Linked DNA regions of Homo sapiens: region 2 is linked to region 1. A link is an interaction called in ENCODE POLR2A ChIA-PET data of the cell type or tissue named here. Cell type or tissue: MCF 10A. All regions are shown on one strand. Each heading gives the region's core, and the rest is flanking DNA. Links, peaks and the distances in the headings are about the cores only.

The links. ChIA-PET counts read pairs that join two places held together with the same protein. Peaks named below come from ENCODE experiments on the same cell type or tissue, not always from the same donor. Only the 100,000 strongest peaks of a DNase experiment are listed, where the experiment ranks them.
Region 2: POLR2A ChIA-PET joins it to region 1 with 6 read pairs; 2 of 35 experiments call an interaction of 5 or more read pairs at or near these places.

The regions. Positions count from the first base shown.
Region 1 is chr6:46,828,965-46,844,946 of GRCh38, reverse strand. It overlaps MEP1A (meprin A subunit alpha), which reads right to left. Exons shown (of 14, transcript NM_005588.3): 10 at 15,376-15,591; 11 at 11,409-11,873; 12 at 10,196-10,369; 13 at 9,398-9,698; 14 at 5,169-5,967. The coding sequence ends at 5,811. Among named protein-coding and RNA genes, the nearest start is that of MEP1A, 44 kb to the right of the region's middle. In MCF 10A, for the core only: no CTCF peak of the experiment used is centred there; no DNase peak of the experiment used is centred there.
Region 2 is chr6:46,917,089-46,933,070 of GRCh38, reverse strand. LOC105375080 (a long non-coding RNA gene) reads right to left here and starts at 10,992. Exons shown (of 3, transcript XR_001744147.2): 1 at 10,636-10,992. ADGRF5 (adhesion G protein-coupled receptor F5) reads left to right here and starts at 11,133. Exons shown (of 21, transcript NM_001098518.2): 1 at 11,133-11,358. RefSeq lists an enhancer at 5,496-6,695. In MCF 10A, for the core only: no CTCF peak of the experiment used is centred there; a DNase peak (open chromatin) is centred at 7,290.

The DNA of each region.
Region 1 (15,982 bases), core at 5,621-9,620:
CATGAGAACTCACTTACTATCACAAGAACAGCATGGGGGAAACCACCCCCATGATCCAATAACCTCTCACCAGTTCCCTCCCTCCACACATGAGGATTACAATTCAAGATGAGATTTGGGTGGGGACACAGAGACAAACCATATCACCCATCTACCTGCAAAGGAAGCAGGAGAATGTAAACTAGACTCTGAGTAGCCATTTGACCAGTTGGAGTTTGGGGATTCTATTACTGAGAAAAGAAGAATGGATGTTGGTGACCATTTTTGTTGGGGGCTGGTATCTGAACATCTCCTCTGCCTCCTGCTCTCTTCTCATGCCTTTCTTATGACCCCATTTTTCTATTCTCCTTTTATTCTCTTGACCAGATAGGATCTTTAAATGTTTTTAATGATTTTCATTGAGCTGGTGAGCCACACATGGGTCAATTTGTCCTACATTTGTCTAGGCCCTAAGGTATGCTGTGACCCAGATGAGGCCCATGTCTCAATCCATTCTGGGATTCCAGGACTAGTTCTTGGTAAAACTGTGGAAGGCAAAGAGAGATGGGTCTTGTCTTTACTCTGATATCACTGTTAGCTGCAACTCTTACACACATACACACACACACACATCTGTTGGGCTGCCCTACCCATATCAAATCTTTCCTATCATATTTTTTCACATCAGTACTCATTAGAGGTCACTGGCACCTGACTCCATTATCTCCCATCCCCCATTCATTAGAGTTATCAAGAGTTTGCTAAATGACACTCACAGCTACAGGATAACTATAAATCTTTTCAAACTTTTCTTTGCTTAGAGACTTTTGAAAAACATATTTATATTAAAACTGACATAAGAAAGATGTTTTAACCATATTTATAAGCATATAGAAATTTGAGTAGGTGACTAATTATCCATAAAACTGATATACCTAATAAAGAAAACCAAGTAAAAAAGAACTTTACATAGTGTTCCATATAGATTAGCCTACATTTTATAGCACCTTCCAAACCTCTAATCTTATTAAGGTTTTCTGTAGTCAAACAAGAATAATAGATTCTGCTATTAAGTGGCTCTGTGACCTGCCTAAGGCACTTAGCCTCTCCAGAATTGCCTCAGTTTACCCAAATACAAGAGGTGGACTTCAGAATCTCTAAAATTTAATCAAGCCATAAAACAGATGATATAATTCATGAGAAAGGCAGAGCTCAAGAAGGGAAGGTGTGAGATCCATCTGTAATTTGCTTGTGAATGCCTCCATATAGGAAATACACTGTATACAGCCTGCAGGGGGACTAAATCCACACCCTGGGGGAGGTTAAATAGTATGCAAAGTATTCTGAAAAGGAACACACACTCCAATAGCAGTTAGTTAGTATTTGAAAGATCCTATCAAAAGTCTCTACTGGAAAAATATCTGTTGCAAAACTTTAAATATTTCTATAGCAAGCTACACCAGAGGGTTTGTTATTAGTATAAAGGATGCTTAAAATAATTTTTGCATTGGTTAAATACAATTATCAAGACAGCTATAGGTACAATACTCTGGCAGGCCCAGTGAACTAACTTTTGGGGTAGAACCTTAGACTAGAACTCTGTTTGGTCCTAGTTTTCCCTCACTTAATACAAGGTTTCATTGGCTGATCCAACTAGAGCAGTGATTCCTGATAAGTAATGATTTTGCCCCTCAGGGGGACATTTGTCAATGTCCTAGAGATTTGGGGTTGTCACTACTGAAGAAGTGTGCTATGAGCATCCAGTAAGTAGAGGCCAGGGATGCCACTAAACATATCACAATGCAGAGAACAGCCCTCACAGAAAAGAATACCCACCTCAAAATATTACCAGGGCTGAGGTTCAGAAACCCTAAGGTAGAGTTGACAGATCTTGGCCTTCAGATTATTTGACTGTATGTGTCTAGAATGAACCTTTAATCCAAGAGGCTTGGAGGTGGAGCACTTAAAAGGACAGAGCAGAGACTTCCCTACACCTACAAAACAGGTTGGATGGCTATTTGTGGGCTTGATGGTTTATCAGGGGAACTAGACCCCAATATTTCAACGTAGGTTCTATTTTCCCTAAGTGTTGGCTGGTCTGAGAAATAAAGAGAAAGAGTACAAAGAGGAATTTTACAGCTGGGCCTCTGGGGGTAACATCACATATCAGTAGGTCCGTTATGTCCCCTAAGCTGCAAAACCAGCAAGTTTTTATTAGGGATTTTAAAAGGGGAGGGGGTATACAAACAAGGAGCAGGTCACAAAGATCACATGCTTCAAAGGGCAATAAAAATCACAAGGCAAAGGCAAAATTAGAATTACTGATGAGGGTCTATGTCCCACTGTGCACGTATTATCTTGATAAACATCTTAACAGAAAACAGGGTTTGAGAGCAGAGAACCAGTCTGACCAAAATTTATCAGGCTGGAATTTCCCAATCCTAGTAAGCCTGAGGGTACTGCAGGAGACCAGGGCATATTTCAGTCCTTATCTCAACTGCATAAGACAGACACTCCCAGAGCAGCCGTTTATAGACCTCCCCCCAGGAATGCATTCCTTCCCCCAAGGTATTCCTTGCTGGGAAAAGAATTCAGCGATATCTCTCCTATTTGCATGTCCATTTATACGCTCTCTGCAAGAATTAAAATATGGCTCTATTCTGCCCGACCCCACAGGCAGTCAGACCTTATGGTTACCTTCCTTTTTTCCCTGAAAATCGCTGTTATTCTGTTCTTTTTCAAGGTGCACTGATTTTCTTATTGTTCAAACACACATGTTTTACAATCTATTTGTACAATAATGGTCCTGAGGTGATGTACATTCTCAGCTGACAAAGATAATGGGATTAAGAAATTAAAGTAAAGACAGACATAAGAAATTATAAGAGTATTATTAGGGAAGTGATAAACATCCATGAAATCTTCACAATTTATGTTCAGAGATTGCAGTAAAGACGGGCATAAGAAATTATAATAGTATTAATTTTGGGAACTGATAAATGTCCATGAAATATTCACAATTTATGTTCTTCTGCTGCGGCTCCAGCTGGTCCCTCCATTCGAGGTCCCTGACTTCCCGCAACAATGGTTAACAAATATGAAGGTGTAGCAGAATTTAGTTTAAATCTTGATTCATTTCAACATCATCAGAGAGGGGGTTAGAGTTCCCATCCACTTCTAATTATCAGAGGCTCCAGATATTACTGAAAGAACCTGACATTTGTGAATGGCCAGATTGGCTCAGGTCAGTTCACAGAAGGAAAGGATGCAGATGGGGATGTATCGAGGATATGGTGGGGGAAGCATGAGACATTCTCAAATTTTCAAGCCACTATGACTTATTCCCACTATGTAAGATTAAAGAAGTCAGACACTCAGATTCAGGGAGGATTTCCCACATTTTTCATGTTGCTCATCTAAATCCTGAATTCCACACTGCCTAGAGATTATGAAATGCTTAATTTCTACCTACTCCCCACCCTACATGCCCTCTGCCATCACCATCCCAACATCTTAAAAGAATAAAGTATCTGCTAGTCCTCCTGGAATTATTGAGGGTTTGGGCTCAAAGAAAAGCTGAATAACATGTCAGATTTACAGTGAGCCAGACCATTAATCAATCAACAGAGGTTTCCATTAATCAATCAACAGAGGTTTCCATTAATCATCAAAAGTGATAAACATAGATAGTAGGCATGGTGCTGGTTGAGAATCTAGAGAGAAATAAATATCAAAATGCTTTACCCTCATTCTGGTACCTCCTTATCATTATTTTGACCTAGCAGTTTTAATTTGGAGTACTAGATGAAAATACTAGGTTATCTTTGAAATTTTAGCTTCTGCTTCCTCCAGAGAGAAACTCATGTATTTAAGAAATGTTGTCATTGGTTTGGGCTTGGGGCCTTTCCATGTGTGACAGACCACAGCATGCTCCTTTTAATAAAACAAAAGGACAATAACAGCAGCAGCAGCAACAAAGCCTAGAGTTCACTTCTGAGGTCAGATATTGAGCAGAGTGTTAAGGGCATGGCTTTCTTTAGGCCTAACTCTGAGGTTAGTGGAGGGTTTGCAGGACTGTGAAGCACAGCGAGAAACAAAGCTGAAATCCATTTCCAATCTGGTCTTTGGAGATAATACAACTGGGCTGGTGACAGGATAGCTTCCTATCTAGTCTGAACATTGAATAGTAATATTTTCATACATATTAAACTCTAAGATAGGTTCATATTCATTATCCCATTGTATTACTCTGCTACTCTGTAAGTGGTAAAGTCATGTGGAAGGAGATAGTCAGCTATTATTTCCATTTGACAAGTTAGTAAACTAAGATCAAGAGCTTAAATGATTTCTTACTAAAATTTACCCAGCTAGCTGGATGGGCAATCCAAGCCTGCAGCCAGGATGCTTGGCTTCCAGACCTGTTTTCTATCCACTAGAGCAGTGGTTCTCAAGGTGTCTGTGAGGTGGAGGTTGTGGGGGAGTCAGTAGCAGTAGCAGCATGGCCTGGAAACCTACTAGATTCTGGCACATTCTTATATCTTGTTAGATTCTGGCACATTTAAGAATGCACATTCTTAGATCCCACCCTAGATCTACTGACCCAGAAACTCTGGGTGTAGGGCCTTGTAATCTGTTTTAATCAGTCCTCCCTGGGATACAGATGCACCTGAAGTTTGAGAGTTATTGCCCTCAGGGGTGCTGTTTTCACTCGCTACAAATTGTTCCCATAACTTTGCATTAAAGAAACTCTTGTTAATCTCTCATTTTGTTTCCAGTGCATTTTAACTCTACAAAATTGTCATAAAGTCTCTACTTAGGAAACCTTATGACTTAAAGGACCACTCAGAATCCTTAAAATCTTTTCATTTATTAAACTTCCTGAGCTGACTTATTGCTGATTGGGTATAGAAACTTTAGCTTTTTTTTTTTTTTCACTTGCTCTATCTTGGAACTTCCTTGCCCCAGCTAGAGTTTATCTCCTTAGGAACTATGGAAAGAAAGCATATCTAAAAATACTTCTTTAAAGTTCTCTGATACCTTCAGTTTGTTAATATGATAATGTTGTACATAAATAGCTATAAAATATGCTATTAAACTTAAAAGATCTGGGAAAGAGCTTTTGAACACCCCTACCCTTCAACACACACATGCACACCCACACTTATATACAATACCAGATACAAAGAAGGTGCTAACTCAATATTTATTAAATTTATTAAAGGCCTTCTCTTAGAATCTCAGAGGAAAGCAAATGCTGTGCAGCCTGGCTGCCCAGAAGTACCTTTATTTGAAATCTTTAACAAGATCTTAAAAGAGTGATGACACTACTGTATCTAATGAAAAATGAGTATTTGATTCTAACATATTCAACATAAGAATTTCATCATATATATTCAATCTGCAATATAAATGAGAGTTTCTATATCTTAGTTATTCATTCATTTATTGTTTTATTCATTCAACCATTGTTGAGTGCCAACAATGTGCCAGCCATGCATCTAGGCACTGGGGCCAGCACGGTCAATGAGAACAACATGTGCCTGCCCTCATGGAGCTTACAGTCTATAGGAAAGACAGTCAATAAAACAAGTGATTTACAATGAAGTGTGATGAGTGTTGTCACAGGACACACTAGATACATTAGGAGCACATAGCAAAGTAACAGAATTATGTGGGGCAGAGAGATGACAAGGGTCACACATGGGGCTGGAGGCCTTAGTCCTTGGAGGTCCTATCCAAAGCAAGGCTGATAAAAACTGCATTGACCATGGGAAAGTTAAGGCCTGCATGGAGGAGGTGCTGCTGTGGTCTGGCCAATGCCAGCAGGCAGGTCACTTCCTTGGCCTTTGGGAAAGGATGGCGATGATGGAGAAGGTCAAGAAGATCACGCCAGCCGTGCCTCCGATCACCATGCCCAGGACACTGCCGTGCACCTGCACGGCCTGACAGCGCTCCCCCGTGTAGAAGAAAGCATGTCCAGAGATGCACCTGAGGGAAAAGGACATGAAGGGAGTGTGGGAACTACCCAGGCCTCAGGTGCCTCCTAGCAACACTCATCTCCACAGCAATAAAAATGGCAAACGCTCACTGAGCAGGTCCACGTGGTGCCTGGTCCCATTTCAAGAGCTGTATATGGACCAACTAATTTAACCCTGCAACAACCCTTTGAGGTGGAGGCTATTACTTGGCCATTCTCATCATCTTCATCTTACAGGAAGGTTAAATAATTTGCTCAAGGTCACATTGTTAGTAAGTGTTTCACACTTGAAATCTAATCTCAAGAGGTATGCCTCCAGATCCAGGACTCTCAGCCACCAAGGACTCAGGAGGAAGGCCTGAGACACTTAAAGGAATACATTGCCTGACACTGGCTGAGAATATAAGCTACAAAGGAAATTCCCCAGATATAGACCGACTTAGAGCATCAGTGGTAACTTAAAAACTTCTAAATAATATCAAATAAAATGTTACTATAAGGTTAGTGTACTGTCACTATCTCACGAGGTTGCCCTGAAGTTCACATGAGATAATGAGGACACTGTACTTATCAAGGTATTTAACACAGAGTAAGCACATAATGGCCAGCCCTTAGTTTTGTTTCTTAATGTTATCTGGTATAAAGATCAACTAATCTCATAACCAAGGCATATAACTTGTAGTGTCTCATCCATACCTTTGTAACAATTCCAGCCTTTGTTTCAAACATTCCTACTAGAAGGTCTACTCAGCAGAATTCTACAGAGCAGAGTGAAACAATTAGAAGTCAGCATTTTCTGGTTGGGCATGGTGGCATACGCCTGTAATACCAGCACTTTGGGAGGCCGGGTGGATCACCTGAGGTCAGGAGTTTGAGATCAGCCTGGCCAAGATGGTCTCATCTCTACTAAAAATACCAAAAAAAAAAAAAAAATAGCCAGACATGGTGGTGGGCACCTGTAATCCCAGCTACTCGGGAGGCTGAGGCAGTAGAATTGCTTGAACCCGGGGGGTGGAAGTTGCAGTGAGCTGAAATCGTGCCATTGCACTCCAGCCTGGGTGACAAGAGCAAAAACTGTCTCAAAAAAAAAAAAAATAAGAAGTCAGCATTTTCTTTTACTAATCCTGAATGATTTTACCTTCCAAGGCCTCATCTCTATCCTGAGAATTGACTTCTTAGAAATCAGTGAGTAATAGCAAGTTTATTTCATTTTTTTCTGACCCAGTCCTCTCCAAACACAACTTAGTGATATCCCCTAGTGTTACCTTAGAAAAACTTATTCTGCCAACTCTCAGCTGCAGGTTTCTAGGAGAGCAATAGTTTGGCTGAGTGGAGGCTGACATACAAGTGGCAGCCCTGGCCTCCCTTAGCCTGGGAAGGATGAAGCCTGTTGGGGACACATAATGGAATCTGGCATCTAAGGGCCTGTCAGGCAAAGATATGCAGACCTATGGCTTTGGAGCCCAGAAACAGATGGGCCTTCCCCAGTAAAAGGAACCAGAGGGCTTCTTGGAAGAGTGATTGATTCTATGGGTGGGGCAGGAAAAATTAAAGATGAGCCTAGAGCATGTTATGGTGCCAGAAAGTAACATTGTGTTCATAAAATCTGATGTTGAAAGAGCACAGGAGCCAACCTGGAAGAGCTCCCAAAGGCCAAAGCTGGGACAATAGAAGCAACAAAATAAATCATGAAATTATTGCAACAGAGCCCACTGAATAAAATTAATGTTTATGATTCCTTCGTGATGTGAATAAACAATCACATAAACAAATTAACGGGGTGAAGGTGCCATTCTTCTTTACAGGAGATTATAATTAATGAATGTGAAGGATATAGGAAATCAACATTAGAAGATCTCAGTGGTGAGTATTGCAGCAGGATGTGTCAACAGATGCTGAAATTAGTGTGTGAGGATTTGAGGAAAAGCAGAATGTCTCCATGGTCTTGGAATATCTCTCCCAATATACGTATTAATTACAGAGGGAGAAATGGTAACTCTTCAGTGGAGAGGCCTGGTGGACATGCTGTTGGCCAGATAATGAAGGTTGACATCACCAGTAATGACATGTATAGGCATCATGTACCTGTTCACACGCTGCAGCGAGAAGGCATAGCACATCTTTACTAATCTTGCCACAAATGTGAAACTTCAATCTAATCATGTAAGAACAAGATGAACCAAAAAAAAAAAAAAAATCCCTGACCAGTAATCTTCGAAAGTGTCAAGGTAATGAAGGACAAGAAAGAACTGAGGAATTGTCCCAAATTGGAGGGGATTAGGAGACAGGAGACATAAAAGCTAAATGTAATGTGAGATCCAGAATTGGATCCTGAAATAGAAAAAGAACATTAGTGGGAAAACTGGGAAGAGCTGAATAAGGCCTGTAATTTATTTACTAGCATTGTACCAATGTTCATTTCTTGGCTATGCTAATTGTACTATGGTTTGTGTAATATGCTAACATTAGGGAAAGCTGGGTGAATGGTATAGAGAAAACCTCTGTAGTATTTTTGCATTGTATCTGTAAGTCTAAAATTATTTCAAAATAAAAGCTACAAAAAGAGAAAAAAAAGGAGACTAAAAAGAACTCAGAAGAAATGTAAATTTTTGAGGCAGGCAGAATAGCTTCTACATCTGCTACTGTTCAAATGGAACTGTTGCTTCTGTCATCACATACCTCCTTTTGTGAAACAGTTTTTAGGGTTTTATGCAAGCAAACATTATAAAAAGAACTATAAAATATAGCAAACTGTGCTGCCAGACAGACCTAGATGCAAGTCCCAGCTTCAGCATTTTCCATCTGGGTACATTTTAGATAAATTACTTAATCTTTCTAAGCTTCAACTTCTTGACACACTAAACGGGGATAAGGAGAGCCCTTATGTCACAGGTGGCAGTGAGAATGAATTTAGATCATGCGTGTAAGATGCTCAGGAGACTACATGATGCATAACAAGGGGTCAGAAATATCAGGTGTTCTTACTACTATTATTGAAAATATAACTGTAATAATAGTACAGTGTAAATGACAGACTATAGAACTAATAATAATTAGGAACTAATAACATCTGTAGTCAGCAAAGATTTAAGCTTGGTCTTGAGACCCACCCTCATGGAGTAGAAAGTCCCTAGGCTAGAAGCCATCTTGGGTGTTGTTAGAGTTAGAAATTCCAACAACATCCAAGATGCTGTTGACAATACCCCAGAAGAGGGGAAAAGGGGTGAAAGTCAAGAGACAAGGTGACCTGGGAAGCCTCTGTCCTGGCAGCATAAGCCCATGAATCCAGGGCACACCTTTGTAGAGTCAAAGAAAACCGCATTCAGTTGACCATCTGAGGTAGTCTTCGCCCTACTCTGCAAACAGCAGCCTTTACCAGGAGCAAGCATGCACACGGCCCAGGTCTGCTGGCCTGCCTGTCTCCCCAGCCACAGAGCCTACCTGCAGCTCGCCATCCCCTTCACGTTCACACAGATGCCGTCATTTTGGCAAGGGTTTGGGTCACATGGGTCTCTGAAGTACTGTGGCCAGTTATGGTCCTCCAGGGGGCCTGTGTTCTCCACCGACCGCTTCTGTCGGCTGGGCTGCCCCTGGCTCAGGCTGACAGGTAGGGCTTCCTCTAACATGGCCTTTCCCGAACCTTCTTCGGAGACCTGCTGCTCCTGGCCTTGGAGAATGAGGCCTTGGGGGCTCAGTCTTTTGCCTTTAGTGGGAACTTCAGTCTGGCTGAGGTGGGTGATATCTTCAGGAAATAGAGAGTCATGAGGAAGATCCAGGATTAGTAACTGACTACAATTAACTCCCACTTCTGGTGAAAGTTCCCCAGCCTGCTTCTATCTCCCATCACCCCTAGTGACATGGAAAAGTGGCTTTGAATCCAGCTGATTCCCACAGTATTAGCTACTTTTATTTTAAAGTAATCCAGTCACATTTTTATTTATTGAATTTGCAAAATGAAGCATAAAATTAGCATGGATAGGCTGATGGAAACTAAATTGAAATCAGTGAACGGTTACCTCTGATAAAATTATCAAAAAGATGACACTAAAATTTCAGTTTCTTTCAAGGACAATTAAAATAAAGATGTGAGTCCTTGACCAATTGAATAAAATGTGATTCTCCTACAACACATTGTTTTAACCTCATCCCCACCCTCCGTGTGTGCTTTAAAAATCAGGATAAAATCAGTAGAGTGCCAAGAGCATAGGATTATTTACTCAGGAAGACCAACAAAAGTACCTTCAAAGTCCACAAATATGATGAGGTCATCATTTTTCAGGAAACTCCTCCTTTTCAGCATTTGGTGGGAAATGAAACCACTCCAGCCCAAGTCGATGCTTCTAAAACAATTACAGTCCGTATGATAGGTTCCCACCCTGGACGGCCTGTCCCAGATGACAGTGTCATTTATCGCTGCAAAGTTGTAGGTAACATAAAATCACATTACCTCTTTAGACTTCACTTTCCAGTTTGTCTTTAATGAGGATACAGGGCTTTGTGAATCAGAAATAAATAAATAAATAAATAAATAAATAAATAAATAAATAAATAAATATAAAAATAAAAAAAGTGTTGGAAAAAAATTAGGCTATTTACTATTTCCAGGAGAATTGCAATTCAGAATTGAAAGATGGGAGAGGCAGAGAATCACAGCTCTGAGTGATCAGTTGTCTGCTACTGAGCGACTTTCTTAATGAAAAGAGAGGGACAGCTACGGCTTCTTTCTTCTAAGGCTTAAGTCTTCTCTTTTGAAAAAAAAAAAAATTAGTGCCAGGCGTGGTGGCTCACGCCTGTAATCCTAGCACTTTGGGAGGCCAAAGCGGGTGGATTGCCTGAGCTCAGGAGTTCAAGACCAGCCTGGGCAACACGGTGAAACCCCATCTCTACTCGGGAGTCTGAGACAGAAGAATTGTTTGAACCTGGGAGGTGGAGGTTGCAGTGAGCCGAGAATGCGCCATTACATTGCAGCCTGGGCGACAGAGGGAGACTCCATCTCAAAAAAAAAAAAAAAATAGTTTGCCCATTTCTTTACTGATGTAAGTTTACTTCATGAACATAGTAACATTGAGTACTATTTTAGGAGTAAGTACATTAGCTCTGCACAGAGCCCAGCAAGTTCCAAGTATTTGATAAATGATTAGCAGTATCTATTTCCTCAATCACAACGAGCTCAGTGAGGCAGGGATCACCTGATTCACTTGTATTCTAAGTACCTAGCACCGACTTTGGCACATGGTAAGCCCTCAATAGATGTTTGATGAGTGAATTTAGGAAAGGGAAGGAGGATGTGATGGCATTGAAAATCTTGACTTGAAACTCCAACAAGACTATGTTATTGGTATTCCCAAACAGACAATGTGAGGAGAACGTTACTCTTTCTTGCACCACAGAATCACATCTGTGGGCCTCTCTGGTTCAAGGGGCAGTTCTTATTTGCGCTGACACCACCCACCTGGAGATGTGTGCGACTTCGAGGTAGTGAACACCATGCTTGAGGACATCCTGTTCCGGACATCAGGCTCCTGGTCAAGGATGGTAATTATCACCTGTCTGTTTTCTACCGGCCACTCCAGGATAGCATCGTTCTCCCCACTGCACACATGAAAAGCAAGTCTCAAGTAACCAGAGCTTTCTCTGCTATTTGGGTATAAAGTTACCCCAAAACCATATCCCTCCGAATTGTAGAATCGAGGGCTCTGAAGCTTGTCCCCTTTGCTGGTGTTCTCAAGGACTTGGGAGAAATTCCGGACTGTCCAGACCCCTGTGGGGCAGGGGGTTTCTGTCAGAGTGATGTCATCTAGGTAAATTCCCCCAGTTGAGTTCTGAGGGTCGCCTTTTGTGCCCTGGAAAAGGTAGCGAAACTTCTGTTCCTCTTTGAGCACCACATGGGCAATTTTCCAATTGTGGTCATCATCTCCTGAGGACAGAGAACAAGGCTGGTGAGAACTGTGACCAACACTTAATGAGTACTTATTATGAGTTTGGCACAGTGCCATGTGCTTTCCATAAATTATCTCATTAAATCCTCACAACAGCCCTATAAAATAGGTACTGTTATAAACTGGTTAAGTAACTTTTCCAAAGTTACATACCTAATAAGGAAAAATTGTTTTTTAAAATACTATGATTTATTTTAAAATTCACATTCAAATCTTAACCGTGAATTTGTTTTCCACTATAAGAATCCAGGTTCTGGATTTCCTCCTGAGTTGGCTGGTTCAACTGTAACCCCTAAGGTTAGCAAAGAAAACCCAAGTGTTAGGCTGAATCATATAAAATAGCCATTTTCTAAGCCAAAAGTAAAAAAAATAGTAACTCCATATGGTCCGACCTGTCACTTGTTGCCAGAGAGCTATAAGGAATGCTGAAGAGCAGATAATAACCTGTAGGACTGACTGGATCTTCCCTACCTAAAACTGACTCCCTCTCCAACATCTAGACTTTTTTCTCTTCCTTATATTATCTGAAAGTCCACCATGTAGGGGAGCAAAGTAAGCCAAATAGAGTACTATTGTCTGGAAATGCACGTTCTAATAAAGATTAGGTCTACTTGCTTTTTCTCTGAGCATGAACTAGAAGTGGGACTTTCGAATTAAGAGCTGAGGAAAGATGGTGAGAAGGCCGTTCTAGAACATAGGATCCTGGGTTGAACAGTATAAGAAGCCAGACAGGAGCTTGGGGGTACTGGAGAGAGGAAACTGCGAAAGCAAAGCAACTCAATTCCGCAAAGAGATGTGCCTACACTGATATTTTTGCACAGGGTATTCCCTAGAGTTGGGCTTGAAGAGGAGAGGAAAAATGCTTCCAAGTGGAAGTCATGTTGGCTAAACTGAGTTCCTACAGATGAGTGTCTTTTTTCCTTCTTCTGTGTCTTTTAACCAGATATCTACTTATAGAACTATACTTTCCCTGAAAAGGAAAAGACCTTTAATCTCCCTTGTGTTTTCAGGCCATTCTCTCTAAGTACAACTTCAAGGGACAGGTCTAACAATGTTCTGTTTCTTAGGGTGGAGCTGATTATGGCCTGTGTGGTTAGGTTACATGGGAACACAGGAGAGAGGTAGGTTACATGGGAACACAGGAGAGAGGTAGAGAAGGCACACGACCACCTCTGTAACATACAAATCTAGGCAGCTGCCCTCTCCTGCGGAGAGCATGGCAGCCTAGTGGAAGACACATGGACTTGAAGGGTAATAGGTGCCAGAAAGTCTAGGAATAGGAACAGAGATATAGGATTTGAACTATTTATCCAGCAGGTTATAGATCATGGGAATTCTGTCAAGAGAATAGGATTCTGTTCTTGCTGATTAGTACCTGCTTTGTTTTTTCTTAATATAGGATGTCAAAATGAGGTTGAGATGGGGGAATCTGGCACTGGGAAGGAGACCCAAGAGGCTATACCACATAGGCAGAAATTCATCTATGAAATTATTAAGATGGTTTCGTTTACATGCTTCCACAGGGCTGCCCTAAATCAGTCAGGCAATAATGCTACTACGATTGTTTGAGACAAATTTAATCCCTGTTAGTTCAGAATTGTCTTCTATAAGGAAGTCCTGGCCTCAGTAAAAACGTGTGTGTGTGCATGTGTGTGTACATACACATAGTTGTATGCCAACATTTTTCATGTAAGTTTGTATATAAGCATTATGTATGTAACATATATTATATACAGATATGCATATGGAGACATTTTGTGTGTAAGTGTTTTGGTCAAAATATACATTTTGCAAAACTTAAAAGCTATTCAAATTGGTTGCGACTGTCTTAAGTTGAATATCACATAAACAACACTAAGTGATATTCAACTAACCTTTTTGAAAAGTTTCATTGACAAACCAGTATCAGAACAGACTACTTAAAAAAACCTTTCATACAGTGTTCCCAGGGAACGTACACAGGCATACTCTGAATTCAATGAAACACAAAGCACAGCAGTGTAAGAAACTAAATTAAGCATAGGATGTTTGCTTGATTGATTTTATGCTTAGAAGTAACGCTTTTAGCTTTAGATGAAAGTGAGTGATAATAGGTCCCATCAATATTATTGAAACTCTAACTCATTTTCTCATTAAATATTTACAATCCTTGGTAACATAACACATCCTCAACTCTTAAAGAGTATCTAGCTGTCATCCTTTTATCATATAAACTATAATAAATTTCAACCAGAAAAGTGAACCCCTCAAAACTGTGATTTGTAGAGTTCCCAGGCAGCCCACAGAGTGGCTTGGATATAGGCGATTTGGGCACCTGTTCTTACAAGTGACCTCTAAGGAAGGTTTCTTCTTCAAGAGCAGCAGATATATAAAAAATAATTCCTTTCCCTGGACTCATTTCAATTGATAAATTAAATGCTAAGGTAGGCAGTTGGATGCTAGGATAATCTGGCCATAAATCAAGATCCAGGGTTATAAACAAAGTATTTGCTTTCTTTTGTTATGGTGGTGGTTCATTCATAACTAGGAAAAGGGAGACAGGCTTTCTTACTTTTCAACAAAAATTTCTCCATCTATAATCATTTACATGCTGACCTTCTTATATAAATATACAAAGTGACACTTAGGAACATGTTAGTGATTATAGGAAGTTAACATATACCAATGACTTATTTGCCACCAACTTCACAAGTAGGCTTCAAGTTACTTCAGCATATTAAATAATGGTATCATTTGTTTTTCTGAAACAGATGCAAAACACTTTGGTCAATTTTTTTTTTTTTTTTTTTTTTTTTTTTTTTTTTAGATGGAGTCTTGCTCTGTCACCAGCCTGGAGTGCAGTGGTGCAATCTTGGCTCACTGCAACCTCCGCCTCCCGGGTTCCAGCAATTCTCCTGCCTCAACCTCTCAAGTAGCTGGGACTACATGCGCGCGCGCCACCATGCCCAGCTAATTTTTGCATTTTTAGTAGAGACGGGGTTTCACCATGCTGGCCAGGATGATCTCAATCTCCTGACCTTGTGATCCACAAGGCCGCCTCGGCCTCCCAAAGTGCTGGGATTCCAGGCGTGAGCTGGTCAACTATTTAACTACTCTCTCTCCCGCAGCATCAATTCGCACAGGTCTTTTACCTTCTTATCTCCACTCCTGAACCATCCATTTTCTCAGTCTTGGCCTTTGCTTTCTCTAAATTTCCAGTGAAAACTGGATTTGTATATTCTGATTGGCTTCTTACAAAAGTATATTTCATCCCTACCTAAGCCCAAGATACTGCTTCTAATTTCTCAGTGGTTAAAACATTCATAGAGTAATTAAAACATGCCATATATTATGATAGGCTCTGAGAAGAGAAGAAAGTGGGTGGAGGAAAAGGAGGAGGAGAGAGAAGAAGGAGGAGTAGGAGGAAAGAGGGAAGGAGGAGAAGAAGCAGGATCCCGGATTTTAACCCAATCCATTCCTCGTGTGAATGCCTCTAAGTACCTTGAAAAGTCTGCACCTTCACCAACTTGCGAACATTGCCTGTGCTGTCATCCCTCCTGACCCAGACAACGAGTCTGTCTGAAGGACTTCCCGTCATTTTATAGAAAAATTGCAGGCACTGCTGCTTCCTCTTTGGGTAAAGAATCCGAGACTCCAGTAGGGCTGCCTCTTCCGCGGACCCCGAGCTGGTGCTGAACTGCATGAAGTAGCCGGCACCTATGGAAAGAGCAGCCAAACATCACACGTCTGGCTTCCCACACCCCAGGGTTCTGTCCACCCAAACAAAGTGAAATAGTGAACCACAGCCATTGTCCAGGCAACAAAAACTAGAACTCTTCGGAGGAAAATAAAAAGAAGGACATTTGTCAGTAAATATTCTCTGTCTCAATGGACTTAGTCACTGGCTAAAGCTTGCTCTCCACTGTTGTGTTTGATTGCCTTTGTTCCAAGATTGTGAAATATATACCTTTGACTTAAAGAAACACAGGCTTCAAGCAATGTTTGATGGAATTTTGTGTCTGTGAGATGAATTCTATTTTTCTCATTGACTTCATTCTTTAAATTAGAGATTCATTCCAAGGAAAAGAGTTGGGTTGGTCTGGTTGTT
Region 2 (15,982 bases), core at 5,200-9,199, 89 kb before region 1:
TATATGCTTCGTTTTCCATTCCCATCACTGCTGCCTCCAACTTTGTGCTTCTCCTCAGTGATCTTATTTTTGGCCATTTCTTGGCGCTGAGTTTCAGAGCCATTGTTGTTTTTCATAGACACTGGCGTCGGCCAGTCTTTTTTCAGATTTCTTTCTCAAGCAAACATTGTCATTGTGCATGACATATTATGTATTCTTGAAAGGGCATTTTAAAAAGAATACATCATCCCTCAAAGGAATTGAGAGGAGTCTTAGTATAGGGACACGATTATTAGGCATTAAACAGGAGCCCAGGAGCAATGACTCTGTAGGGAGGTGGGATGAATATTTGAGGGTGGTAATTTTCACCACACAGATGATTCATCTGGTTGACCAGAAGGTGATACTGATCTAGCGATGTCACCCTTCTATTGTAGGTCTTATAAATTATTGAGCATCTGTTTTGTACTGGGAATTTCTAGCTCTTCCTCAGAAATTACTTTCACTATGGTTAAGGTTGTGGCATGGGGGAGCTCTGTACCCCTATTAACAAACAAAGGGCTTCAGGGGGCATTAATGTGCACAGAAAACCCTTGTGTGGATATACTAGCAACCACAACCATGCTGTGACTTTTCTTTGGGGTATACTGGATTCCACTAACAGTATATATCCTACCAACTGAAAAAGAGATAAGAGGTAAAATCTGTCCTTGATTTAATTACTTATTTTAAAAGTACTAATTGAATACCTACTATGTTCCTTTTAACAGTTACCTAGCGTTTTAGTTTGTCTTTTCTTTTATAACCTTACCTCCACATTAGTCACTGCTAACTAATATTTTTTAAAACTAATGGTCAAAAAATATTTTTTAAATGATCAATTCTTGAGTGTTCAATTTGTTCTTTCTTAAATAGGTTCATGTACTGCACATGAATAAAATTCAGAGGGATCCAGAAACTTGCATGGTAAAAAATATGCCTACTAAATCACATTATGTTTTAACTGTATTTCAATATAATTATTTTCATTCGTTATCTTATATATTCTGTTTTGTGCATTTACAAACATTATTCTAAGAAGGCTTGCATAGCCTTCACCAAATGTACAAAGAGGTTTATGGCAAAAATTAAATTGATTCTGTTTTAGTCTTTTTGTTTTATTTTTATTTTTTGAGATGGAGTCTTACTTTGTCACCCAGGCTGGAGCGCAATGGCAAGATCTCAGCTCACTGCAACCTCTGCCTCCCAGGTTCAAGCGATTCTTCTGCCTCAGCCTCCCGAGTAGCTGGGATTACAGATGTTAGTCATTCTTTTAGTGACAGTCAGTGAGATGCAAACCCTCAGTCTTCATATGCCCAAAAATATTTTTATTTTGCCTTCATTCATGAAGGTTCTTTCAAGTGTGACACCAGATGAGGTCACCCTGGGAGAAAGCACAGGTGAAAGAGGACAGTGGGCCCCTGGGCCAAGCCTTAGGCACACCAACTTAAGGAGACCGAGAGGAGGGACTGCCAGGGCAGGAGGAGAGTGTCATAGAAGACACAAGAATATGTCTTGTGGTTTATAAGAAGGAAGAAGTGGCCAACTATGTCAAATGGTGCTACAGGGTCAAGGGAGATGAGAACAGCTAATTGACCATTGGTTATGGCAACCTGGAGACTGAGGGAGCTCCCTGAGAGCTGCTGTGATGCAGAAGTAGGGAGGGAAGATTGATTTGACTGACTTTGAGGCTGGAGAAGAAGGTTAAAGAGGTGGAGATGAGATCTAGGTATTTGGCTTTTTAGTGAAGAGCTGTGAAGGGCAACAGAAAAATGTTTCAGTAAATGAGGGGAAAGAGAAAGACGTAATGTCAAAGAGATACTCTATGTTTGTGTGCTGATGTTGCTGAGGAAGTAAGAGGGGACAGCACCCAGAGCCCAGTGGAAGAAGGGGCAGGCCTATCATCCTCTCAAACTGGAAAGAAGACCACAATGGGTAGTGCAGGTGCAAGAAGATTAGAAGTTTTTATGTAGGAAGATGAATGTTTATTATTTTTTTTCAAACAGCGTCTCCCTCTGTTGCCCAGCCTGGGGTGCAGTGGTGTGATCACAGCTCACTGCAGCCTTGACTTCCCAGGCTTAAGTGATCCTCCCACCTCAGCCTCCCTGGTAGCTAGGACTACAGGTGTGCACCACCATGTCTGGCTAATTTTTGTATTGTTTTGTAGAGATGGGGTCCTACCATGTTGCCCAGGCTGGTTTCAAACTCCTGGGCTCAAGGGATCCCCCTGCCTCAGCCTCCCAAACTGTTGGGATTACAGGCGTGAGCTGCCGCACCCAGCCAAATGTTTCATTTAATTGACTGTTTTCCAGTGAAATATGAGGCAAGGATACTGCTAAGACTGAGGAGAGAAGAGAAGGTGTGAAATGGCCATTTCAAGGAGTGAGAAAACTAACATAAATAATAGGATTGCCAGTTTATGTGGCTACAGCAATTCCACTGATAATTGGCAGAATGATTTTTACATGCAAGCTGCATGCCAGCCCATAAATAACTGCTCTCGGAAATACCATCCCCACACCATTTCCCACTTCTTTCTACCCTCATTGTCCTCCTGTTATCTCTACTGTCATCCGTGTTAAATCTTTAACTGCTGGTTTAAATTAGTTCACACTAATATGGAACTCACTGGAAATGGAAATGAACAATATGTAAACATTTCAAAGATACCTGAGTCAGAGTAGGGGCAGTTTCTTCACTTAAAGCAATTTGTCTCCAAAAGTGTAATTTTAGGAATGAGGTACAGATAAACAGGTTTTCCCGTTGCTTCCCAAATCCTGCTACAGAAGTGACAGTTTATACTTCTGATGTCACCTGGCATCTTATTTTTCATACTGTGGTGCCATTCGCTACACTTTTAATTAAAAACTGTATTCTAATATGTTAAAAAGAACCACTTAACATTCTTCCATGAAAGAATATAGGCCCTGGAGGCTGGGCGCGGTGGCTCACGCCTGTAATCCCAGCACTTTGGGAGGCTGAGGCGGGTGGATCACCTGAGGTCAGGAGTTCGAGACCAGCCTGGTCAACATAGTGAAACCCCATCTCCACTAAAAATACAAAAATTAGCTGGGCATGGTGGTGAGTGCCTGTAATCCCAGCTACTCGGTAGGCTGAGACAGGAGAATTGCTTGATCCCGGGAAGTGGAGGTTGCACTGACCCAAGATCGTGCTGCTGTGTCCAGCCTGGGCAACAAGAGTGAAACACTATCTCAAAAAATAACAATAATAAATAATAATAACAAAATAAAAATAATAAGAAGAATATAGGCCCTGGAAACATTGAGCTAATTTATTTAGAATGCCATTTCTTGCTCTAAGTCATGAGCCAGACATCATAAGGAAAAGCCAAACATCGTTAAACAAGTTTAACACAAGTTTCATATTGCCTCTTTCTCTGCTCAGAAATCACTACTTCATCTTAGACATTAGGTATATGGATAACTACCCCACCTGTACCTGTGAAATTGTCCCAATATAGGGGTAAGAGAAAGGGATATCTTTTTTTTTTTTTCATCTTTTTACTTTCTTTTTTTTATTTTTATTTTTATTTTATTATTATTATACTTTAAGTTTTAGGGTACATGTGCACAACGTGCAGGTTTGTTATGTATGTATACATGTGTCATGTTGGTGTGCTACACCCATTAACTCGTAATTTAGCATTAGGTATATCTCCTAATGCTATCCCTCCCCTCTCCCCCGACCCCACAACAGTCCCCGGTGTGTGATGTTCCCCTTCCTGTGTCCATGTGTTCTCATTGTTCAATTCTCACCTATGAGTGAGAACATGAGGTGTTTGGTTTTTTGTCCTTGCGATAGTTTGCTGAGAATGACCGTTTCCAGCTTCATCCATGTCCCTACAAAGGACATGAACTCATCCTTTTTTATGGCTGCATAGTATTCCATGGTGTATATGTGCCACATTTTCTTAATCCAGTCTATCATTGTTGGACATTTGGGTTGGTTCCAAGTCTTTGCTATTGTGAATAGTGCCGCAATAAACTTACGTGTGCATGTGTCTTTATAGCAGCATGATTTATAATACTTTGGGTATATACCCAGTAATGGGATGGCTGGGTCAAATGGTATTTCTAGTTCTAGATCCCTGAGGAATCGCCACACTGACATCCACAATGGTTGAACTAGTTTACAGTCCCAGCAACAGTGTAAAAGTGTTCCTATTTCTCCACATCCTCTCCAGCACCTGTTGTTTCCTGACTTTTTAATGATTGCCATTCTAACTGGTGTGAGATGGTATCTCATTGTGGTTTTGATTTGCATTTCTCTGATGGCCAGTGATGGTGAGCATTTTAGTCCTCCTTGGGAAGAAACCGTCTTTAGAAAAATAGTGTGATAGGCACCTAGAAAGCAATTGAGACTCAGACCTCTAAGAGAGTAGAGGGCCTCATGCATAAAGTGAGGGGTGGAATATGTTTGTTATCCCCATAGATAGAGGAGCCAATGAGAGAAGAGTGGAGATTACAGGGAAGAAGGGAAGAGAGGTCAGCAAGATGGTGGGAAGCTGGCACTAGAGAAGGTGGGAGTCTATGGAGCGCTCAGTGAAGAGGTGGTCAGAATATCCCAATAAAATAGTAACATCCACCCTTCCAGTCACAACTTGGTTATTTTTCTGGTTGTAAATATGACTTTAGTCACTCCTTTACCCCCAAACTTTAGGTTCACATTTACTGGGTGTGTGGTGAAATTCAAAAAAGGGGCTGTTTTTCTTTTGCACCAACCTAGAGCCACACAGACACAACATACTAGGAATGTGGCAGTTCTATGGGTTGACCAGGCCAGGAGAATATAAACATCCTTAGGAATTCCCAGGCACCCTGAGGTGGGCTCTGAACTTCCACAAGCTGGAGAAAAGCAATTTTATCTAGAATTTTGATAGACCAGGATTCACAGCAGGCATTTGGGTTATGCTTCGTCTGGAACCCAATCTGACTTGGGTCAGTTATTCTGTCCCCTCAAATGTTCCTGTGGTTGTCACCCCACTTTTCAGTATTTCCCTGGTTAGAGTCAGGTAAGAATCAAATTGAAGCATTTTAGCCAGAGCATAGCCTATGCGTCTGTCTCAAGAGGGCAATACAGCTATTTGGCATGATGTGAGCTTAATTCTAGCCTGGGGAAGTACAACGTGGAGAAACTTCTGCAATAAAGCTTGCTTGTTGACTTGTTGATGGCAAAGCTTTGTTTGTGGGTGTTGTCTGAGAAGGAGGTTTCAGGCCTTTATCGCCTATTATGATGCTGTTCTGAGTACTCTATGAAAGCTGGTACCTAGGTAAGTGGGTGGGACTTGGGGGTTGTGGATGGAAAAGAGACTGCCTAACTGGTGCTGGTCTACTTCTGTGATAATGATGTTAACAAGGAAATTCTGTTGCTGGCTTGCGTCAGATGTGTTATCTGGATTTAATAAATAAAGAGAGGATAAATGTTGACAGAGTTTTTATTCTTCTCGTCAGTACAGAGGTGTAACAGGAGTTTACCTCTATGTGTCCTTATTCTACTTACAACCATTATTTCTCCTACCAGAAAATTGGGGATGGGAATGCATGTGTTGGTGGGGGCTGGGGGTTCACCAGAGCATAAGGTAACAGCACGGGATGCAGAGACACAAGATCTGAATTCTAAGTCTGGCTCTGACACTAACGCTGCTTGTGACCTTGGTTAAGCCTTTCAACTTTAATACTAAATAGTTGGAACAAATGATCACTAGCTCTGCCCACCCCCCTCCACCCACCCCCGCCGCCCTTTGCTCTAACATTTTTTTATTCTGATTTTCTCCTGGCATGGATGACTCTTCAGTACATATTTGTCTAGTGGTTTTGGCATTATGACTGTTCACTAATCGCCTTGATAAATTCTGAGGAAATTATCTCTACAATCAGAGGTAAAAATGAGGGAAACTTTTTTGGGAGTCAAAGGAAATGTTGAAGCACTGAAAATAGCATAGAATGATGGAATTTGGATGGGAGATGGTATTGTGAGGACAGGGCTTTGCAGTCCCAAACCAGGATTCTGCCTGATGTTTGCAGATCAGCCTCGCTGTTACTGCAGTATATGGTATCCGCCATTGGAGAGTGCCCGCACCCAGGATGTACGTAAAGAAGTAGAGGTTAAAACAGGAGTGACTGCCCAGTGTTCATGGACAAAATGACATGTGTACATTGAGAGGAAAAGTGTAGCTTCCTTCTAAATAGATTCCCTCCTAGGCCAAGACAAGAAGGAATGCCATGTCCTCAAATACCTGCTCTTCTCCATGGGACTGGGTTGGAGGGGACTGAGGGAGGAAGAGTCAATGACAAGTCGATGATTCTGAAATTATGTGCATCACAGCTGAGGCATGTGGGTGACGTATTTCATACCATGGGCATCAGAAGTGACTTCCTGCTACATAGACAGCATGTCATCTCTAAGAGCTGAAAGTGGAATGTGAAGGCTGTGGACGGCTCACAGGCCATTGGTGGTCAGCGCTCCCCGAGGATAGATCAATAAGGGTCAAGAAAGAAGTGTGGATGACACCTCAACGAACCATACCTCAAATCTGCACTGCCCCCCCCCTCACCCGAGATGCTGTCTCTCCCTCTTCTAGGAGATGGCAGAGGGGGTAGTGCTAAGAGTAGAATCCAGAAAAGGGTCCTACTTGGAGGGTGACTTGGATTTCTGGCAGAAGCTGGGGCATCACTGGAGTCATAACAAGTGCTGGAAGGGAGCTGTCAACTGTGTCCAGTTGGCTCAAAAAATGGAAGCTTTGCAATCTTCCAGGGCAAAACAACATCAATGTCTGAGAGAAGCATACACAAAGAAGGTGTAATAACACTGTCTATTGGTGGAATGGGTGCAGTAGCAGTAAGTGCAAACAAAATCTGAGTGGCTGCAGCTAAGCACAGATATGACCAATTCCATTAGTGGAGGCTCTGCCAAAATATACACACCCAAGATAAGAATAAGACCATTTGTATACTATGAAACTGCCCGATTATTTGCCAGTTCCTTCCTTGTATAAGGACAGATCAGTGCCAAAGGAGAATTTTCTTGGCCTCAATATAGAAATACCAAAAGAGAGCTGACCTTGGGTCAAAAGGGTTACCAACGTCTGGTTATGGCTTAAAAAATAAAAGAAAATAAAAAAAAGCAGGGCTTACCCTGCCAAGATATGAAGGTAGGAGAATTTCACAAGTTGAACTATTATGTACTTTAGCTATGCTGGCCAGGGCTGTGGCGTTAATAATTTTGCTTGTGTGTTACACTTTCAAATATTCCTCTGCAATGAGTCAGTTAAGCAGGCAACAGAGTTTTGCTGTTGTCACTCAGGCTGGAATGCAATGGCGCAATCTTGGCTCACAGCAACCTCTGCCTCTCAGGTTCAAGCAATTCTCCTTCCTCAGCCTCCTGAGTAGCTGGGATTACAGGCACCTGCCAACACGCCCTGCTAATTTTTGTATTTTTTAGTAGAGACAGGGTTTCGCCATGTTGGCCAGCTGGTTTCGAACTCCTGACCTCAAGTAATCCACCTGTCTTGGCCTCCCAAAGTGCTGGGATTACAGGCATGAGCCACTGCACTCGACTTAGGAGCTTACCTTCTAGTCCAGGGATGCAAGGTGGAGACTCCAGCAAAATTTAAAAGTGTATTATAGTGTACCAGAGATGATATGGAAAACTAAAGCAAGTAGGGGGGATGTGGAGTGATGAAATGTAAGATATGGCTGTCAATGAAGGCCTCACTAAGAAAGCAATGTTAGGGCAAAAGTGAGAATGAGGTGATGGAGTGAGTCTTGAGGAAATCTGTGCAAAGAGCATCCCTGGCAGGCAGAGAGAACAGCAAGTGTGAAGACCCTGAAATGCAAGACTGCCTGGTCTGCAAGGAGGCCAGTGTGCCTGGAGCAACATGAATGATGGGGAGAGAAGGTGGTGCAGATCATGAAGGTCTCACTGGCTGTTGAAAAGACCTGTGCTCTGACTACGGGAGATGAGTTGAGCACGTGTGGACTTTATATAACTTGTATTTTATAAGGACCATTTTAACTGCAGTCTTCAGAACAGACTATAAGTGACAAGAGGAGATGCACAGAGACAGATAAGACACTGGTGATTATCCAGTCAAGAGATAGTGATGGCTTGGATGAGAATGATAGCAGCAGAAGGGGAAGAAGTGCCAGACTATGCATATATTTTGAAAATAGAGCTAACAAGATTTGATGACAAATTAAATGTAAAGTGTGCAAGGTAGGACTCAAGGATAACTCTTAGGGTTTTGATCTGGGTAACTGGAAGGATGGAGATGCCCTTTGCTAATATGGGAGAGACTGATGGTATAGCTAGTTTGGGAGGGATGATCAGGAGTTTAGTTTGGGACATGTTCTGTTTGAGGGCCTATTGAACAACTGAAAGGAGATATCAAGTAAGCAGTTGAATACGTGGGTCAGGAATTCAGGTGAGAGGTCTATGATAGAGATAGACATTTGGAAGTCATCAGCACAAAGATTTAAGCCAAAACTAGTAGAGATCACCTGGGAAATAAGTGTCAACAGAGAAGGGTTTCAAAGACTGAGCTATGAGACACTCTTACGTTAAGAGGAAGAACCAGCAATGGAAAATGAAATGCAGAGTTTAATTTTGCTTGCTTTTATTGATAACCCATTATATACCAGCACTGTAATACGAGCTGGGCATAACATAAATAAGACTAGTGCCTGCCTTCAAGGTGCTTACAGTCAATGCATTAGATGGATTGTTTGAATGCAGTGTGGTAACTTCAAAAAGACATGCATCTGGCAGTGTGGGATCAGGGAGAAGAAATACTTGGCTCAGGCTGGGAGAAATAGGAGGGTCCTTGGAAGAAATAACACCTGGAACTTAAAAAGAGACTAAACGTTACCTGTGTGAAGAAAGGAGAAGGGCAGAGTGAAAGAAGGGCAGAAGTGAAACAGCTGGGAACATGCTGGAAAATATGTATTTATTTGGTGCTGAAATTTCTTCCTGAGAAAGTAGGAGCTTTGTCTCTAATGAGACTGTACCTTACAGCCATGAGAGACATTTCATATTAACAAAGTGATAACATGACTGGTAAATTATTCTCTCTACGTTTGCAGTTGGGTTCAAGAAATTTGGGTTCAGCCACCAACACCAACGTTTTAGAATTCAAGAAAACGGCTGCTGTGACAGTCAATTCCAGCCGTAGCTACGACAGGGCAGGGTCTCTCCATCCACAGTTCATTCTGGGTTGCCGCTGAGGCCATATGGTGGTTGCATTTTTTATTTGCTTTTGTTTTCATTGTAATGTGTGTGCAGCAAGCACATAGTGTTCCTAACAACAAGCAGGGAACTGTGGGCGAGAAGAATTGCTCCTCAGGGAAGGAAAGGGACAGCCACTTTGACAACGCCCATTCCATGTTAGACAGCCTGCTGCACCCAACAACCAAAATACGAGCAGGAAAAAAGGCAGCATTTGCCCAGGAACTGCATCCCTCAGCAGGCTCTTTTTAAGTTAGGGTGTATCCAATCTAACGTGTAGACTACAGTTGAGAATCATTATCTAGAAGTGGAATAATAACATTTTGGAGTTCATCCTCTTCTTGCCCAAATACTCTGGTCTCAAGCCTAAGTCCTGCTGGTGGTTGCTGACTTGCTACAGGCTGATAGCATGACAAGAAGGGAAGGCAGCTGGAGGGGAGAGAGGATGAACTTGGAGGCATTGGAGCCCAGGGCTCCAGAGAACAACAAACAGTTACTAAACTCTTCCTCTTCAGTTTCAGCAGAGTCTATAAACTCAGTACTATTATTATCCCACTTTCACACACAATAAAACTGAATCTCAGGGCCAGGAGCAGTGGCTCACGCCTGTAATCCCAGCACTTTGGGAGGCCGAGGCTGGGGATTACCTGAGGTCAGGAGTTTGAGACCAGCCTGGCCAACATGGAGAGACCCTGTCTCTATTAAAAATACAAAAATTAGCCAGATGTGCTGGTAGGCACCTACAGTCCCAGCTACTGGGAAAGCTGAGGCAGGAGAATCGCTTGAACCCAGGAGGCAGAGGTTGCAGTGAGCCAAGATCGCGCCACTGGACTCTAGCCTGGGAGACAGAGCGAGACTCCGTCTAAAAACAAAACAACACTGAATCTCAATAGGGTCAAGTAATGTGTACCCGGCCACATATAATTGGTGGGACTAAAGCATCAGTTCCTACAGTCTGACTCCAGAGTCCTTTCTTTGACACTATGAGGAATTCCCTGAAGATACTCTTGGGACTACCTGCATGGGACTCACCCGAAGCACTTATTTCCAATGCCGATTCCAAGCCAGGCCTCATTCATCAAACTTTCTGTGGGCAGAGCTCCAGAGTAGAGAGTCAAACAGCATTCCCCATCCGTGTTCTGACCTTGGGAAGGGTTCTCCTTGGGCCTCAGTTTCCTCTTTTGTAAAATGAGGATCAGTGAGGTCACTTCCAGTTCAAAAATGAGCTGACTATAATTCATCTTTAAACCCAGCAACCTGGATGCAGCCTGCCAACCAGGCCTTTACCATATATCTCCTTATCTTTAAATATCCATGCTATTGAGCGGTATTTTAAGTACCACTAAATTTATAGTTTGATACACAAATACTCACAGAGTTTCCCTGGAAACCTAGGAGAACTGGACGTCCCTCCAATATGGCATTTTTGAGGTACAGCCCTCCCGCGGGGGAGGACTAAGCAACTTCTCTAGGTCTCTTCTCTTCTGCGGATTCTTTTTTTCTCTGCTTTCTTGGCACTGCTAAAGACAAAGAATTCATCGATAGTCTTAATTTTCCTTCCTCTCTGAAGTTACAATCTAATTTAGTGGTCATCTTTTAAAAGTTGAAACCAGACATCCTGTACTTCTCATTAGCTCTAACCTATGTTTGGTTTGCTCTGGTTTTGCTTTTCTGATTTTTTTCTTTGGAGAAAGAAAAGTGAGAACTAGGGGCATTGGCCAAACAAGTCTGTCCACTTGGTGGAGAGGTTTCCAGATAAGAAGGATCTGAAGGACTTCCCATGGGCGTGAGGGAAATCGCACACGCCATCCGGGGAAGAGGACCAGGAAATCACTTTTTGTTTTTAAAACAGCAGCGCGGCTCTCAGGGATGACTCTGTGAGACTGGGAGGATCATAGCTGGGGGAGGCTGAGCGTGGGAGCGGTGCTGCCAGTCCTGCCTGAAAACGCGAAATGAGTCTTGCTTGGTTCTCCCTCCACTGGGCGTGAGAGCCCCTGCCCAGGAGGCCCAGGACAAATGGCCCCATAGTGGAAACTGGGAAGCTTTTAGGCATCTGATCAGAGCGGGAGCCAGCCGGGGGACCACAGTGCTGGACAGGTAACAGACATTTCTCCTACTGCGGTCTGTCATTCTGTCTCCCTTTGTAGCAAGACCTCAGGGGCTCCTAAGTCACTTCTCTTAAGACATCTTCCACTTACGATCCTCTTTGCCTGCTTTTCTTTTGCGTAGGTGTGATATGTATGTTGGGAAAGTTAAGTATGTCCAGTCAAGAGCATTGTGCATACTGTTGGTCCAGTTAATGAGACTATATTAAAGGAGATGGCGTATCAAGCAACTAGCTGGGATCCTTTAGGATTTTCTTAATAACAGACTTTTTTTTTTTCAAACAAGTTCTCTCGTCCTTAAACCAGAAAATACTATAAAAACCAGTGCATTCATGAGCTACTGAGCTGCTGCTCTTGCCAAGAGCATTTCAGGGCCAGTCGGCCATTGCTGTGGTCAGGCTGAGGAAGGAAGAGGCTGCATCCCAGTAGCAGGAGGAGGGAGCCCTGGCTATTCGCTCAGCTTCGGGAGAGTCCTTCCAAAGGACAAGGGATGACCTTAGAAATGTAAAATGTAGGCTGCAGCCTCCCACACAGGACTGAGGGGAAAGGAGTTTGTAGTCAGCATTAGGAAGGAGGTCAGTAAAAGTGCTGGGGCTTCAGGGCCAGGCCGACTTGTTTTGAAAGGAGCAACTCTATGATGTGCGGTTTGCTTAAACCATGTTTTCTCATATTTCAGAAAGCCAGGTCATGCCACTTCACTACAGCATTTTTTCTTTCATAAAGGGCTAACGTAGTTGGTTTTTCAATGTAGGTTATTTTTGAATTACACAGATAATACTTGACTATATTCTTATCGTAAAAGAATATCTCTAAATAGATTTTATTTTTATTTTTATTTTTTTGAGATGGAGTCTTGCTCTGTCGCCCAGGTTGGAGTGCAGTGGCACGATCTTGGTTCACTACAACCTCTGCCTCCCGGGTTCAAACGATCCTCCTGCCTCAACCTCCCAAGCAGCTGGGATTACAGGCACCCGCCACCACACCCTGCTAATTTTTGTATTTTTAGTAGAGATGGGGTTTCACCATGTTAGCCAGGTTGGTCTCGAACTCCTGACCTCAGGTGATCCACCTGCCTCGGCCTCCCAAAATGCTGGAATTACGGGTGTCAGCCATCGCAGCCAGCTTTCTGTTAACAGTTTTCAATTGCACCCCCAATATACACTCTCTTCCCCCCCCCCAAATATTATTCTATCAATTGTTTTCTGTGTTACCAGTTAAAGGCTTTATTTTCTGTTCTTCTGAGCTCTATAGGACAAGCCGGGGCACAGGAGTACAATAAATTCTCATTGTCAAGTTCTTGTGATTTATCCTAAACTCCTTCCTCTCAGTGAAAGATAAAATGATACATGGGAAACATGAATAGCTCTTTTAACTCTTAGAAAAGTATAAAGAGTTTTACTCATTTTTACCATTACTATTTTGTGTTGGTTTTGGCTTTGACAATTAATAATATTAGTAACAACCTCCTAAGGATTAAATTCTAGATTTGCCAATTAGTGGTTTGGGCTTTTCCCTTGAAGGGCATCAGAAGTTTCTTATTCTAGAAATGAAAGGGGAGAAGATAAAATAACAGGAAATTAACTAGATAGATAATAGCTAGATTGATAGATAAAGTGGCCCAGAGAACGTAGAGTGAAGACAGGAGAGATTGCCCTTTTATTCAGTGGATAATAAATGCATTTAACAGATCGGTTCATTTTCCATCTCTTTTAGTCTTCTGTAAAAAGGTGGCCTTCCCCTCCCCACCAACAATGTTAAGAGACAAGCAAATAAGGAAAACATCACTATGAACAAGTTAATACAGCTTATGGAGAGAGCCTTTGGGAAAAAGGTATAAATAAGCAGTATCAAACCCAAGAATAATACGAACACTTTCAATAGCTATTTCATATTTTCTTGTTCTTTACAGGGTTTCTCCACCCCAAACTATAGAGCCACTAGGCCTTGCTGATTTTGGACGTTCTGTAAAATTTGCCTGCCTTTGTCCCTTCTCCAGATCTCTGGCTACTCCGATGAATCATTTCTTCCAAGTGCACAGTGTTAGCCACATGAGAGACCTCCACTGAGGCCCTGTAGACTAACACTGCCTCACTTACTGAGTGTGGGTTTATTGACTATGATATAGTAACCTCACTTACTGCGCTATGGGGTACTTGGGGGCATTTTGGAGCAGTTAAAAATATCCCATGGGGTCCCACCTCCTCACGTTAATGAGGCTAATCTGTCTCCTCCTAAATATTATGCATTCAATCTCTTGTATTTATATGCAACTTTTTAGTTATCAAAAGACTTTTATGCCTCTTCTTTCACCATGTCACAGGTAAAGCAGGTAACTTATTCTCATCTAATGGAATACAAAAACAGGAAGTTCAGAGGTTAATTTATTTGCCTCAATGGCACAATGAATTTTTTTGGAGGACTGAGATGAGAAGAAACTCAGATTACTGTCTTTGCAGCCCCATTTTTTTTATGTCAGTACTATGAGGATAAAAGTCATGTGGAATAGAGAATTGATGCGATTGGCTGGATTCTGTCAGCTTTGTAGCCACATGGTAGATGTTTGCTGGGAATCTAAAGTTAGACTAAACTATTGCTTTGTCCAGATATTAGCAAGTTCTATCACCTGCTGTCCATCGGCGTCACCCTAGGAACTTAACAAAGAGAAAACAATGTCTAGACACTTTGCCAGAGAAACTGAATCACTATCTCTGAGGATGGGGCCAGGGCATGGTTAGATTTTTTGTTTGTTTGTTGTTTTTAATCTCCAAAGTGATTCTATAATGCAGCTGGGGTTGAGATTCACTGAGTCTTGGCTGTGTAAGATACAGTGGCTAAACTGAGAAGCAGAAGCAATGGCTGTTTATGAAGCCAAGAAATTAGGACCAAAAGTGTCAGCAGCAGTGCAGATCATTAGAATTCTGGCTGCTGCTGTCTTTCGGAGGAACAGACACATCTGCACATCAGAATGAAGAGGAGATTTCCGACACCTCCAACAATGGCATTGACTTTCCAGTTTTAATTGGAACAACCCCACTGACTTCACTGTAGATATGTTGGCTCCCTAAGACTTGCAGATTTTACAAAGGCAGATTAAATGTTCTAGATAAACAGGATGTGCTCTTCTAATGCCAGATGACTATCAGATCATACTTTTTATTCAAGGTCACTTTGCCATGTTGTGTCCCAATCCCAAGAGAAAGGGGAAAAAAAGAAATACTGATTATCCTTTGCATGAGCTGCCACTTTCTGGGTTGAACTAAATATGAATAGATGATAAGTCATGGATGTTTTTTAATTATAACGTTTCCCTACAGCCTTTTCCCCACTGACATTTCTTGATATAGTTCAAGTTAGTATCTCTCGTCAGTGCAATGTTTGTCTCCTTGATAGAGAGGACTACCGGGCCTGTTCAGTATTTATCTCAGTTTCCCCAGGACCTACGAGTTTCTGCACAGAGTAGGTGCTCTAATAAGGATGGTTGAGTTAAATATACATATTAGCTAAGGGCACACCATGATTCACAAGTTACTTACCAGCTCAACATTTCAAATCACATGGTGTGACTCTGGTCATGATGGTTAAAATAACTGGAATCTTCCCGGCTTCCTAAAAGGTAATCGCCAACGTGAAATCTTTAAAATTACAGCCTAGTAGAATCACCTACTCTGGAGTGACTTGCTAAGTGCTGTGGAATTGCAAAGGCAAAGAACCTTTCTCTTAATCAGCTCAGACTCTTAGTGGAAAGCAAGTTACAGGCATTGAGAATTTTAATAACAAACAATTTTTTTGATTGAATTTGTTTTAATTATTATACTTGAAGTTCTGGGGTACATGTGCACAAGGTGCAGGTTTGTTACATAGGTATACATGTGCCATGTTTGTTTGCTGTGCCCATCAATTCCTCATTTACATTAGGTATTTCTAAGAGAAAACCAAACACTGCATGTTCTCACTCATAAGTGGGAGTTGAACAATGAGAACACATGGACACAGGGTGGGGAGCATCACACACAGGGGCCTGTGGGGGGCGGGTGAGGGTTAGGGGAGGGATAGCATTAGGAGAAATAACAAACAATATTTATCGAGTATTTGCTATGTGCCAGGGACCATACTCAGTGTTTTATAAACATGATTGTTAACCCATTTAGTTGTTCCAATAATCCTATGCCTCAAATAAAATCATAATCCCCATTTTATAGATGGGGGATCCAGAAAAGTTAAGTAAATCACTTGAGACAAAAAGCTAGCAAATAGAGGCACGTTAAGATTCCATCTCAGGCAGTCTGACTTCAGAGTCCATATGCCTAATTACCGTGCTATGCCTGAAAAACACACAGTGCTGAAAAGTGATCCACATGGCAGGACCAGATGAGTAGCTGAGGAGAGAAATGCGGTTCATGCAGTGGAAAGATATATCTCTGGGGAAGACAAAATAAGAGACAATATGCCATAAAGGTCAGAGTTCAGACTTTGGAGACAAACTTGGCCACTTGCCAAGTGTGTTTGTTTAGCCAAGGCTCAGTTTCTTCATCTGTAAAATGAAGATGATGATACTTCTCATAAACAGGATTATAAAGATTAAATGAGTCTAGTGCATGTATAGTGCTTAACCTAAT